2 separate regions of the Homo sapiens genome follow, and region 1 is linked to region 2. Evidence: chromatin loops called from intact Hi-C (ENCODE). Cell type or tissue: mammary epithelial cell. All regions are shown on one strand. Links, peaks and the distances in the headings refer to the core of each region. The heading gives the core; the rest is flanking DNA. Region 1 overlaps STT3B (STT3 oligosaccharyltransferase complex catalytic subunit B). Region 2 overlaps CMTM8 (CKLF like MARVEL transmembrane domain containing 8).

The links. A loop is a pair of places that touch in the nucleus more often than their neighbours do. Peaks named below come from ENCODE experiments on the same cell type or tissue, not always from the same donor. Only the 100,000 strongest peaks of a DNase experiment are listed, where the experiment ranks them.
Region 1: it touches region 2 in a loop (4-fold over the local background); 2 of 110 quality-filtered maps call a loop at or near these places.

Annotation. Positions count from the first base shown.
Region 1 is chr3:31,608,601-31,612,600 of GRCh38, reverse strand. The region is part of intron 5 of STT3B (STT3 oligosaccharyltransferase complex catalytic subunit B); the gene reads right to left. Among named protein-coding and RNA genes, the nearest start is that of STT3B, 78 kb to the right of the region's middle. In mammary epithelial cell, for the core only: a CTCF peak has its summit at 1,703 (motif pointing left); no DNase peak of the experiment used is centred there.
Region 2 is chr3:32,335,360-32,345,514 of GRCh38, reverse strand. The region is part of intron 1 of CMTM8 (CKLF like MARVEL transmembrane domain containing 8); the gene reads right to left. Among named protein-coding and RNA genes, the nearest start is that of CMTM7, 51 kb to the left of the region's middle. In mammary epithelial cell, for the core only: CTCF peaks have their summits at 4,339 (motif pointing left) and 5,218 (motif pointing right); no DNase peak of the experiment used is centred there.

The DNA.
Region 1 (4,000 bases), core at 1-4,000, 730 kb after region 2:
ATAAGAGTGATGGAGAGTTCAAGAAAAAGAAAATAGGAAATGAAAAAGCCCAGGTGGGACTTTAATTTGTATTATTTGGTAAACATAGGTTAATGCTAAAGATAAACTAATAGAAACAGACAAGTTTTCAACAGTATTTTACCTTGAAACTTCCTCTATCCCAATTAGTCTCATTCATACCCACTTACCAGCACCAATGGTACAAATCTGATAAACGTGGTATCTACAACAATCCAAACATAAGCATTTACTTTTAAGAGAACTGGACCCAAGTACCTATTTTTCACATTTTTTGGATCACTGAACCTGAGATGTTTACATATTGGAGGTATGTGTTTTATGTCATAACACTCTTCAGTGCACGGATAGACACAATTTGAATATCCCTTATCTAAAATGCTTGGGACTAGAAGTTTTTTGGATTTTTGGAATATTTGCATTATACTTAATAGCTGAGCATACCCAAACTGGTAATGCAAAACAGGAAACGCTCCAGTGAATATTTCCTTTGAGAATCATATTGGTGCTCAGAAAGTTTTGAATTTTCAAATTAGGAGTACTCAACTTGTACTTCCATTAAATAAAGTTGAAGATTGCTTGCCAGATAATATGTCAAATACAACAAATACCTTGCTTAATACTGACTGCTCTGCTTGAATTTGTAAAATTACACATATATTGCTATATCTCAATTTAAATCTCATTTACAAATCTACATTTTAAGACATAGAAAATAAGAAATTAGATACATCTGAGTAAAAAAAATGGTGAAGTAACTCAATTCTTAAAAATAAACACAATCTTGGCCAGGCATGATGGCTCACACCTGTAATCCTAGCACTTTAGGAGGCTGAGGCGGATGCATCACTTGAGGTTGGGAATTTGAGACCAGCCTGACCAACATGGAGAAACCCCGTCTCTACTAAAATTACAAAAATTAGCTGGGTGTGGTGGCGCGTGCCTGTAATCCCAGCTACTTGGGAGGCTGAGGCAGGAGAATCGTTTGAACTGGGGAGGCAGAGGTTGCAGTGAGCTGAAATCGCACTGCACTCCAGCCTGGGCAACAAAAGCGAAACTCCATCTCAAAATAAATAAAGAAACACAATCTCCACTGCAAAATGAAAACATACGCTTTTTGCCAGACTTTGTACTACAGCATCTAATATATGTTTAGAAATTACCTCTTCAATTTATGCATTTAAACATTAACTTGAGTATGGTCAATATATTCTAAAAACAGAAAATCCCATTAAGATCAATCCTACCCTCTAAGAGTCAGATAAATTGCTAAAAATCAGAGATGTAAACAAATAACCATAATATTAGGAAGAAAGGTCATGTGACATTTGGTGGGGGAAAGGCTCTATAAAACTTAAGATCTCTTCTTTTCTTGACATGGACTTCGAAGAGGTAATTAATGTCTGGTACTGTTCTCTAGTGTTTTCAGAAGACCTCAACAAGACAAACCCATAGCCATCATTCTCTACCAATTCTCCTTCCAATGAACTCTTTAAGAACCCTAACTAAACTACTATACCCATCTATTACAATTTTCTATCCATCCATGTAAACCTACTTTTCTTACCCTTTAAGTTAGAAGAATAAAGCATTCCATCAAAGTGGTGAGCTCTAAGGAAATACATGATACCAATAGTGTTGTAAATCATTTATTACATCATGAAAATGTTACCACACTGCCATCCTGTGGATGCACAGTTACTGGCATTCATTACTGGAGATGATAATTCCAATGTGTGAGAAAAATTCCACAAAAAATTACCATTAGAAAGATATGTATATACATATACACACACATATATTATTATTCTGTTTATTCTTAACCAAAGAAAATCTCTCATCTGGGACAGATAAGTAATAATCTCAACAGAACCTAAAGATGTCTACATTCTTGGAAATATTTTATATCCAAGGGTGGGACGAGACAGATATAGAGAAGAAATATACCATAGTCCTTGACTTAATGTGCTCAAGTGAATTATTCTAGAAAAGAAAAGGCACTGAAAAGTCTGACTCAAATTCAAATGAAATTTTAAGTATTGAAGAAGTTTGCTGTTCCCCAAAGCAATCTTTAAGTACCTTCTCTCTGATAAGGCATTGCAGCTTACATTGACAGTGCTCTTTACACTTTTAAGTTATTGTTATACTTCTTTTTATGTAAATAAAGTTAGAAAAGGTTATGCAAATACTATATTCCCATTAACTTTAACCCATGTTAAATCACATTAGCATTTTTGAATTGCTTTGCTCTCTCTCAACCAAAATAGTATTAGCCAAAACACACACAACGGGTAGATACTTTAAAATCCAACCAATTTTGCTTTATTATAAACAAATATGATTAAAGGCTTATGAAGGCTTTGAATACTAAAGATATTTTATTTCTTTGTAATCACTTCTGGTTACTGTGAACCCTGGTAGATATGCAGGATAAAGAATAGTAAGAAACATGGATTAAAGAATAAAACAACAAAAAAACACAAAACACTGATTCTTCTTGACCAGCAGAGAAATATATGATTAACTTAACAGGCATACATAATGATAAAAATCATTTCTCTTTTCCAAGGACAATGCTCATTATAAACTATGTTGAGAATGAATCACTGAAACTTATATTTTACAAACTCCAGACTTGTAAAAGCAGCAAGAAATTACTTACGTGTTCAAAACACTTCAGTAGAGATACTTAATCACAACATTTTTAAAACAGCAAGTGTGGCCGGGTGTGGTGGTTCACGCCTGTAATCCCAGAACTTTGGGAGTTAAAGACCAGCCTGCCCAACACGGTGAAACCCCATCTCCACTAAAAATACAAAAATTAGCCAGGTGTGGTGGCACATGCCTGTAGTCCCAGCCACTCAGGAGGCTGAGGCAGGAGAATTGCTTGAACCCAGGAGGCAGAGGTTGCAGTGAACCGAGATGGCACCACTGCACTCCAGCCTGAGTGACAGAGTGAGATTCTGTCTCAAAACAAAACAAAACAAAACAAAAAAACAAAAAAACAAACTCAGCAAGTGTATCTGGTACTGATAACTAAAATGAAAAAACAAATCTAAACAAAGTACATCTTGGTTTAAGTTCTACCCTGTGGGAACAATTCATTTAATTCTGGCAATGTTTAATGAAATAATATTAAAATATAGTGAAATTACAAAGGTACTGTATGTGTGGTGTGTTTGGAGACTATGAAAAACTCATGGAATATATAATTTTTATGTAACTTAAGAGGTGTTAGGTAATGATCCTCAGTAGCTTCTAGAGCTAAGTAGTGACTATACCTAACATATCAAGAAGTAGTAAAAGACAAATACCAGCAAATTTAATTCACTCATAAAGAAGAGAGTAAAACAAACAAAAAATAAAAAAAGATTTAAACTACAGGAAATCACAAATCCTGTTACCACAAGTCATGTTGCCACTAAAAACGTTTTGGTTCTTCTTAACACATCCTTTTCTTTCTTTTCTTGAGACAGAGTCTTTTTCTGTCGCCAGGCTGGAGTGCAGTGGCATGATCTCGGCTCACTGCGACCTCCGCCTCCCAGGTTCAAGCAACTCTCCTGCCTCGGCCTCCTGAGTAGCTGGGACTACAGGTGCATGCCACCAAGCCCAGCTAATTTTTGTATTTTTAGTAGAGATGGGGTTTCACCATGTTGGCCAGGATGGTCTCGATCTCTTGACCTCGTGATCCACCCAACTCAGCCTCCCAAAGTGCTGGGATTACAGGCGTGAGCCACTGCACCTGGCCAACACATCCTTTTCTTATTGTCGACTACTACTGTAGTAGGCTCCTAAATTCATTTAACTGATACCATGAAGAATCCATAACTACTTCTATGCAGGAGTTAATTCTTCTGGACTATGAAACACACATTTCTCAATGAGAAGAATAGACCTTTAAAGGAAATCTCACTCAGGTCTATTCTTCTAGATAATGGTTGGCCTGTAGAACATGAAGACTGTTTCTATTCACTGAAAGCCT
Region 2 (10,155 bases), core at 3,546-7,545:
TTACTAACACAGCTAAACCTTTTGATGACCCAGCGTCATCACAAACATCAAATATTTCAATTGCTGCCTTGTGCTATAGAAGGAAAGTGCTTGCTTCTATTTGGAATGGTACCAGATTATGTGTGTTTTTCTATGAAGAAAAAAAAAATTGTTGTTTTTTGAGACTGGTCTCATTTTGTCGTCCAGGCTGGAGTGCAGTGGCTTGATCACTGCTCGTTGCAGCCTCAACCTCCCTGGGCTCAGGTGATCTTCCTACCTTAGCCTTCTGAGTGGCTGGGACTACAAGTGTAAGTAGGTGAGACTACACCACCACACTCAGGTAATTTTTTAACTTGTAGAAACGAGGTCTTGCCATGCTGCCCAGGCTGGTCTTGAACTCTTAGGCTCAAGTGATCTGCCCACCTCGGCCTCCCAAATCCTATTACAGGATTACAGGCGTGAGCCACCATGCCCAGCCTGAAGAAATTTTTTTAATTGAAAATCAACTCACCACTTGCAGCTCTCAGTGAGCTGATTTCAACTGCCCTCCTCTGTCCTTTGTGTGTACCCTCCTACCCTCACATCATCTTTATTCGAGTATTCTATGGACTAAGAAAACAAATGTCAGGTTTTTTGTTTTTGAGACAGGGTCTTGATCTGTCACTCAGGCTGGAGTCCAGAGGTGCAATTACAGCTCACTGCAGCCTCGACCTCCTGGGCTCAAGCGATTCTCCCACCTCAGCCTCCAAAATAGCTGGAACTACAGGTGCATGCAACCATGCCCAGCTAGGTTTCAAATTTTTTGTAGAGCCGGGGTCTCACTATGTTGCCCGGGCTGACTTCGAACTCCTAGACTCAAGTGATCCTACTGCCTCAGCCTTCCAAAGTGCTGGGATTACTGGTATGAGCCACTGATTCTGGCACAATTTTTAAAATCATCCAGAAAGACAATAAGTTTGTCCCTGAGGACTCCCTGTGGTGTCTATGAGCTTTGTGACAGCAATTCTGCTGCTCAGAGGAATTACCTGATGGCAGTGTTAAAAAGTGTCATTTATTCAAATACCTACTGAGTATTATTGTGACACAGGTTTTCTAGGCACTATTGGTGGGGCAGGAAATGCTACATTGCTATAGGACATAAGTTGGCTGATTTATTTTTGACTTTAGTCTTGACTGGCAGGAGCACCATTATTGAAAATGTACTCTAGCCTTGAAAACAGGTAACTTTTGACAATTAACTAGGCTAACCTAGAAGTAAAGCACCAGCTGTTCCCAGCTGGCTTAGCTCAGGGGATTTGCATTGTTCTGGTGAGATCTCAGCATACCTCTGAAATACCTCATTAGATTTTAAATCATTTATCATACTAATTCCTTGCAATGAAGTGGCATTGGAAATAGTGACTGCAGATTTGCTATTATGTGGCCTGCCAGAAGAGAACTAACCAATATCGCCATATCTTGCTGTTCTACTTCTGGTGTACATTTAATATGGCACATATGTGGCAACATTCATTCATTCAAAAACCTCAGGTCTTGGCCAGGCGAGGTGGCTCACGCCTGTAATCCCAGCACTTTGGGAGGCTGCGAAGGGCAGATCACTCGAGGTCAGGAGTTTGAGACCAGCCTGGCCAACGTGGTGAAACCCTGTCTCTACTAAAAATACAAAAAATTAGCCAGGCGTGGTGGCACATGCTTGTAATCCCAGCTTCCTGAGAGGCTGAGGCAGGAGAATCACTTGAACCTGGGAAGCTGGGGTTGCAGTGACTTGAGATCACGCCATTGCACTCCAGCCTGGGTGACAAGATTGGTGAGATTCCGTCTCAAAAACAAAAACAAAAACAAACCACCTGAGGTCTCAATGGCAGTGCAACGATGGGGAAAAAAAGACATGGTCTCTGCCCCCAGTTGACATTTAATTATAAGCTGTAATAAATCCTATGAAAAGAAACTATGGTGATACAAGAATGCAAAGCACAAGGACACAACCAAGTCTGGAAGGTCAGAGGAAGTGAGAGACAAATAGGTGAATGAGAGTTAGCCAGGCAAAATTTGGGTGGTGGGAGGAATGCCAAATCTCTGAGACAGACACCCCAGCTGGTGACATGGGTCTTTGCAGGTCTTGACTTGACACATGAAGACTTTGCAGGTGGAAATCCACTTGCAAAGGAGGCCTGGCATCAGACAGCAGTCTCCAAGGATGGCACCTTTTCTTAAAGGCAAGACTTATCCCATAGTGGTTTGAAGGCCAGAGAATGTTAGTGTTGGATTGATTAACTCATTTCACAGATGAAGAGATGCTTACAAATGAAGAGAAGTCCAGGACACATTCAGAAGCAACCAGCCTAGGGTCATGGAGCTAGTCAGGGGTCAAAGCAGAACTAGCGTTCAGCGGCATCTTCCAATCTGGTGCTACTTTTATTTATCCCATAGTCTTCATTGTTTGATTCCCTGTTCCTTCCTTCTCCTTCCTCTCTCGCTGAGGTGACACTACCGCACATGGTAATAGCAGACTGAGAGGCAGAGTTTGCTTAGTGGGGAAAATCCTTACTGTGGAGTCAGTCTACCTGAATTCCATTAGCCCTTGGGCAAGTTACTAACCTGAGCTTCAGTTTCCTCAACTGTAAAATGGGGATACAGAGGCTTCCCTCCTAGGGTGTGGGAGGACAAAATGAGTTAATCAATGTATGCACAAGAGTGCTTGCGAGGTGCTGTGTCAATTATTACTACTATGCTAATATTATTGCCAGGGTTTACAATGGCTCTTAGGAGAAACAGCTCTCCTCTTTCTCAGGTAAAAAACCTACTTTTCTCTGTAACTGAAGCTTTTTACACTTGTGTGGAGCCAAGAAGTCTACTTCCAGCTCCCTGCATGTATGGACTGAGCTTGAGAGCTCTCTCATGAGTAATAATGCCAACACGATGTCAGGCTAAGTGAACTGTGAATGTGTAACCCTGAAGCTCTGTCTTCCCTGCCCTGTGTGGACACCTGAATGCCACACGGTCCACCTCAATACCATGGTTAGCATGCCCCTGTTCCTGTTTGGTTAAATGGTATAATCAAGGCCATCTGGCCTGGTAGGAAGAGCTGGGCTTTGAATTCTTACCACCTGTGTGACTAGGCAAATTGCTTTCATCTATTCAACCAATATTTATCGAGGACCTATGTACCCAAGCCCCTGGTAACAGTATAATATCTACTATGGAATAAGGAAACACTTCTTGTACCTTACCTCATTTGACCCACACAGCTAGCCCCCTAAAATAGGTTTTTGTTTTTTGGGTTTTTTTGAGATGGAGTCTCATTCTGTTGCCTACGCTGGACTGCAGTGGTGCGATCTTGGCTCACTGCAACCTCCGCCTCCTGGGTTCAAGCGATTCTCCTGCCTCAGCCTCCTGAGTAGCTGGGATTACAAGCGCATGCCACCACGCCCAGCTAATTTTTATGTTTTTAGTAGAGACGGGGTTTCCCCATGTTGGCCAGGCTGGTCTCAAACTCCTGACCTCAGGTGATCCGCCCACCTCAGCCTCCCAAAGTGCTGGGATTACAGGCGTGAGCCACCATGCCCAGCCTTAAAATAGGTTTTATCATGATGATTTTATAGATAGGAAAACCAAGGCACAGTGAGTTAAAAAACTTAGTCCAAGTTTATTTATTTTTTTTGAGACAGAGTCTTGCTCTGTCGCCCAGGCTAGAGTGCAGCGGCAACCTTGGCTCACTGCAACCTCCGACCCCTGGGTTCAAGTGATTCTTCTGCTTCAGCCTCCAGAGTAGCTGGGATCAAAAGCACATGACACCACACCTGGCTGATTTTTAAATTTTTATTAGAGAGGGGGTTTCGCCATGTTGGCCAGGCTGGTCTTGAACTCCTGACCTCAGGTGATCCACCTGCCTCGGCCTCCCAAAGTGCTGGGATTACAGGTGTGAGCCACCACACCTGGCCTCAAGTTTTTAAACTGTACTACACATCAACATCATGCCGTAAGTAATTTAACTCTTCTGTGCCTCAGTTTCTTCATCAATAAATAGAGATAATACATATTTTCTAAAATCCACATAAGACAATATACTCTACAAAGGATAGTTGCTATTGTGATTAATACCTTAAAAAAAAGAGCAGTTTGGCAGACCATAAGCCTGCCTTAGAGGAATAGGCTGGTGTTTGAGACAGAGAAGCTGGCTCCTGCCGTGTTCTTAGGGATAGGACATTACCTGGAATGCCACCAGCCAGTCCCTTCTCACGTGCAAGGTTCTGGGCATATGGAGATTCTAGTAAAGGCAACAGAAGCCTCTATGCAAATCCACTGTCACGTCTGCAAAACAAGATGCCCGGCAGCTGCCCACCACTGTTGGGCCACTAGGTAGTGCCATCTTCAGGCTGAACAGGGCTGATCACGACAAGGCCTTTTGAAGTGCTGGTCTTTCACATGGCATCTTGGTGAAGGACAAGTACATGGAAAACAGGATGGCAACTAATCCTATTTGCTCTGATGGCTTAAACATCTAAGTTAGAGAGCATGCTGCTCTTAATTCAATGAATTCCAAGAAATCTTGCAAGAAAGGTGATATATTACAGAGTTTGACACAGGAGCCATATTGAGTCAGTAAATAGGCTATGGGCACCTGCCACATGGTAGGCACAATACTGAGTGCCCAGGGTACAAAGGTGAATGAGGCTTGGGTCCCTGCACAGGAGGAATTCGCCATCTAGTGCAAGAGACAAACACAATTCAGTTCTTTCTTTTTCACCAGGGGTTGGCAAACTTTGGCCCAGGGCCACATGCGGCTCACTGTCTGTTTTGTATAGTCAATGAACACAGCCATGCTTATTCATGAATGTATTATCTATGGCTGTTTTCACACTACAACAGAATATGTGGCCTCCTGGCTACATAGCCTGAAATATTTACTATCTGGCCCTTTATAGAAAAAGTTTGCCAATTCCTGTTTACAACCACACACACTCTCTGCACTAGGAAATATACACACATGCACATATATGTGTACTGATGTTTTTGTTACCTGTTTTCCAAATCAGGTTATTAAATATATCAAGCCAGAGAAGATTATACAACGGAAGAGTATACCTCTTTCCTGGAGCATCAAGGAGTTACATTATCCTCAAGCTGACCTCTCCCTACATTTGCTTTCCAGAGTCACAGGGGCTCTTCAAGCCAGTCACCTCCACTCTCATCCCAGGTTCGGAGCCCTTCTGTTTAGCAAGCATGGCGACCATCTTCACTTATCCACTAGAGGGTATCCAAACACTGCTTATGAAGACTAAGGTGATACAACCGGACCCTGTTGAATGGCGAGAGATCAGAGTTTACTGTCTGGATGAGTTCCTACACTTACAACGCCTTGCACAGAGGTGGCAGGGCATGGAAGAATAAACTGGACTCTCACCCATTAGTACCAGACGTTGCCTGGAAACAGATCTGACAAGAAATGCAATCAGCTGGCTGAGATAAGGATGAATTAATACAAAGACTTGGAAGGGCAAATTTAATCCACAAATTCACAGCCTCCTCCTTCTACCCCTGCAAAGTTCTTTTTATTTATTTATTTATTTTTTGAGATGGAGTCTCACTCTGTCGCCCAGGCTGGAGTGCAGTGGTGCGATCTTGGCTGACTGCAAGCTCTGCCTCCCGGGTTCACGCCATTCTCCTGCCTCAGCCTCCCGAGTAGCTGGGACTACAGGCGCCAGCCACATCACCTGGCTAATTTTTTGTATTTTTAGTAGAGATGGGGTTTCTCTGTGTTAGCCAGGATGGTCTTGATCTCCTGACCTCATGATCCGCCCGCCTCGGCCTCCCAAAGTGCTGGGATTACAGGCATGAGCCACCGCGCCCGGCCTACCCCTGCAGAGTTCTTACTGAAGTATGTTTAATACTTTATAGGGGAACTGTGTGGAGCATCAACAAGCACAACCGAAGGGCTTCAGGCCTTGCTGCTTTCTCCAACAAGGCACTTGGCCTCTGGGCTAGAAAGATAGTTTTTAATTGGGAATGGAGAGCTGGCCCTTAGCAGAAGCATGTCTGGATTGCCTGGGAGGATTTCAAACCATGTGGTCGTCTTTCTGTTTTCAAACACAGCATGAAGATGGGCATCTCCTTCCGGTCCTCTCTGACCTTTTCTGAAGTCCAACTGTGTAAGATTCCTTTGGGTACTCTATTCCAGAACAGAACAAAACTTGAGGCCTAGATGTTGCTAGTAATTTGTGAATTACCTTATTCTTGCTTAGGACTTTAGTCTCACGTTCTACGATCAACTAAAGACCGGCACTGTGACAACACCACAGGACCCTGATTTTCCCAGCAGGCAATGGAATGGAAATTGACCTACTGGGCTGGCTTTAAGATATGCCCACAAATTCTTTGATGCTCTTCTTGAAGGTAAGCTGGACTTACTGACTTGCTTTTGATGAACAGAATGTGGCAGAAATTATGCTATGTGACTTGGGAGGCTGTGTCATAAAAAGGAGATAGCATCCATATTGTGAGGACACTCAAGCAGCCTTGCAGGGAGGTCAACATGGAACAGAAATGAAGTTTCCCACCAATAGCCAGCACCAACTTGCCAGCCACGTGAGTGAAGCTGATTCTCCAAGCTGAATCCTTGGAAGTGGATTCTTCAGCCCCAGTTAAACTTTAAGTGACTGCAGCTCTGGCAGACATCTGATGGAACCTTAGGAAAACACCTGAGCCAGAACTGCTCAGCCACGTTGATCCTGAATTCCTTATGTACAGACACCGTGAGTGATAACAAATGTCTTCTGCTGCTTTAGGCTATTACATTTAGGGGTAATTTGTTACACAGAATTAGATGACCAATATACAAAGTACCATCCAATTTTGCCTTATATACAATAGGTAGTGTGTTAGGTGCAAAGCCTGGGAGACCTGGGTTTGTCACTAATTTGCTGTGTGACCACAGACATAACTATTTTCCTGAGCCTTGGTTTGTACCTTCACAAGATGGGTACAGCACCACCTAGGTTGCTGCAGGGTCTTAAGGTGTTTTGTGATCGGCAAAGATAGAGGTAAAAGCAGTGATATCAGTCTCATGTTTTTTCTTCCAGAGAACATGATTTAATGCTTAGCAGAGTTGGTTTCTTAACAGTAGTGGCCCTAGGGTACTCAGTCAGTGAAAGAAAGGAATGGGAGGTGTCCCATGCCTGTAATTAGAACTACTGGGCTAAGGGTGCTGAGGAACCTCAAGAGCAGAGGTTGGCATGCTTTTACTGTAAAAGGCCAGGCCGGGCACGGTGGCTTACACCTGTAATCCCAGCACTTTAGGAGGCCGAGGCGGGCAGATCACAAGGTCAAGAGATCGAGACCATCCCAACCAACATGGTGAAACCCCGTCTCTGCTAAAAATACAAAAATTAGCTGGGCGTGGTGGCACACACCTGTAGTCCTAGCTACTCAGGAGGCTAAGGCAGGAGAATTATTTGAACCTGGGAGGCGGAGGTTGCAGTGAGCCAAGATTGCACCACTGCATTCCAGCCTGGCGACAGAGTGAGACTCCATCTCAATTTAAAAAAAAAAAAAAAAAAAAAGGCCAAATAGTAAATATTTTTGGCTTTGTGGGCCACATGATCTCTGCCACAACTACTCAGTTCTGCCACTGTAGCATGAAAGCAGCCATAAACAATATGTAAATGAATGGGAGCAACTGTGTTCTGGCTGGACTTGGCTGCTGGACTGTAATTTGCCAACCTCTGCCTTGTAGCCTTGGATTCTCCAATGATGTCTGGTCCCAGGCCAGCAGGATCAGTATCCCCCAGGAGCATGTGAGAAATGCAGACTTTTAGGTCACACCCAGACCTGCTGAATCAGCATTTCTGGGAAGGAGCCCAGCAAGGTGTCTTCCCAAGCAGCTCAAGTTTAAGAAGCCCTATTTTCTTCCCTCTTTCTCATGGGCTGCTCCACACACCAGGGATTTAAAAGGAATACTGGATGCTGATGACCCAATCCAAGATCTTCTCAGGACTCACAAAGAACACAAATCTTCCCCCAGAATCAGAGAAAAACACTTGGATCATGGTCCTGGGTCACCATTAAGTAAAGCTGCAGCCAGCCCCAGCCAAACAGCTTAGAGTCTTCAAGAACACTGAACAAACTGTGTGAAAAGAAGACTCTTAGAGTGAGGGGATTGGATTTGGTGATATTCCAGGGCCACCTCTGTCCGTGCAGGCCTGGCTGGTGTTGTCTGTGGTCAGATGCTAACCTGGCTCCCACATTTACTTACTTCTGTCAACACTTTTCCATTTCACATGTTGGTTTCCACTGTGGTTTGAATGTGTCCCCCAAACTTTATGTGTTGGAAACTTGGTCCTCAAATGCAGCAGTGTTGAGAGGTGGGATCTTTGGGAGGTGATTGGATCATGAGGGCTCTGCTCTCACAAATGGATTAATCCATTCATGGATTAATGAGTTATCTCGGGAGGAGGTTTGTTATCACAAGAGGGAGTCTGTTTTAAAAGTCAGTCTGGCTGTCTCTCGTGAGCCTCCTTGCAATGTGATGCCCTGCACCGCCTCAAAACTCTGCAGAGTCCCCACCAGCAAAAAGGCCCTCACCAGCTATGACCCCTTGGCCTTGGACTTCCTGCCTCCAAAACTGGAAGAAACAATGGTTTCCTTAATAGATTACCCAGTCTCAGGTATTCAATCACAGCAACAGAAAACAGACAATTTCCTTCTGTTTTGGTGAAGCATGGGGGAATAAAAGGCAAAGAGGAGAAGAAAAAAATGAACGCTATCTCCCAAGGAACAGAACTGAGATAAAGGCTTACAGGAAAGAGGATGAGAGAGTAGTGAGGAAGAGGCAAGAGTCCCTATAAAAACAGCTCCTTCCATTTCTGTGTGGGAGAGAGACGTTTATTGAATGACAATAAATGTCTTACCTCCAGCACCATCAGTATTTGTATAGGACATCACCAGTTACATCGCTCACATCTCATTTAGCCACACAACAGTTGTATGATGGAGATATGATTATCTTTATTTTACAGAGGGAAACTGAGGCTCACAGCAGTGAAAGGCTATGTTCAAAACCATGTTCTGCAAAGCTGCTGGAGCCCTGGCTGAAAGCCAGGTCTAAGGACTCTTTTCTGCTACAGAGCCTCCCAGCACTGCCTCAGGTCCACAGCCCAGTTTGAGGTCAAGATAAAATCTTACATGTACAAGCCTTGATTTGTGCCGACTCCACTTTATCACAGGTCCCCTGAAGGGACTGCACAGAGCCTGAGAACCGGCTTTACTTGGGATAGCTCCACCTCTGTCCTTCTACCTTTAGGCACTAGGGAGGAAGGTGGGGGAGGGAGGGACATCACACAAAAAGGTTCAGATGCAATTGTACAACTGTGCATGTATCAAAAGTCACACAGCTACTCTTTAATGTCAATCTCAAAAGAAATGAAATAAAAATCAAACAAGGAGGATTATGAAATGCTTGCCTCCACCAAAGACGCCAAGCATTTGCCCCAGTGCTGGCGGGTGTGAGAATCCATGCCCTCATGCTGAGAGTCGCTGCCCTGGAGGGCCTCTCCCACTTGGTCAGGGCTGCTTTCTGGAGTCTGTCATTCCCTCGGTCCACTTGCCCTCCGGATGTTTAACTGCCTCTGAGTGCAGGAAGTAAGACTGTGCGCTTCATCTTCAAGGGAGAGTTCTGATCTCCCGCCCTGCAAGTCTCCTTGCTTTTATGAAACTGAAAGGGCCCTGGCAGACATACATGCCCTTTAGGAATCTATATTCCTTTGTCATGTCCATTCTTAATTCTGAAATTCCCGGGTTATCAGACCTTCTTTCAAACAGAAGAAAATTTGGGAGGGCCTTAAATCATAATGATCAGTCCAGGAAACACATGAGAACAGGTGACCTTCGACACATCTGTTCTACCTAATTAGCCTTTGCCCCCACAGCTGCAAGCTGCACCAGGATCAGTAGGGTCCAATGGCCAAGGTCAGTAAACTCATGGCTGCAGAGATGGAGAGAGTTGACCACCTGGCCCCTGAAAACAAGTTTAGGAATGTCAAGCCCTCCGTGGAGGTGAGTCTACCTGCACACATTTCCATGCTGCCTTTTCCCCAGGCCAGCTGGTCTGCTTCCGACCGGAGATGTACAGCTTACCATAGAGTTCCACCACCCACCACCTAGTGCGCCTGACTCCAACAC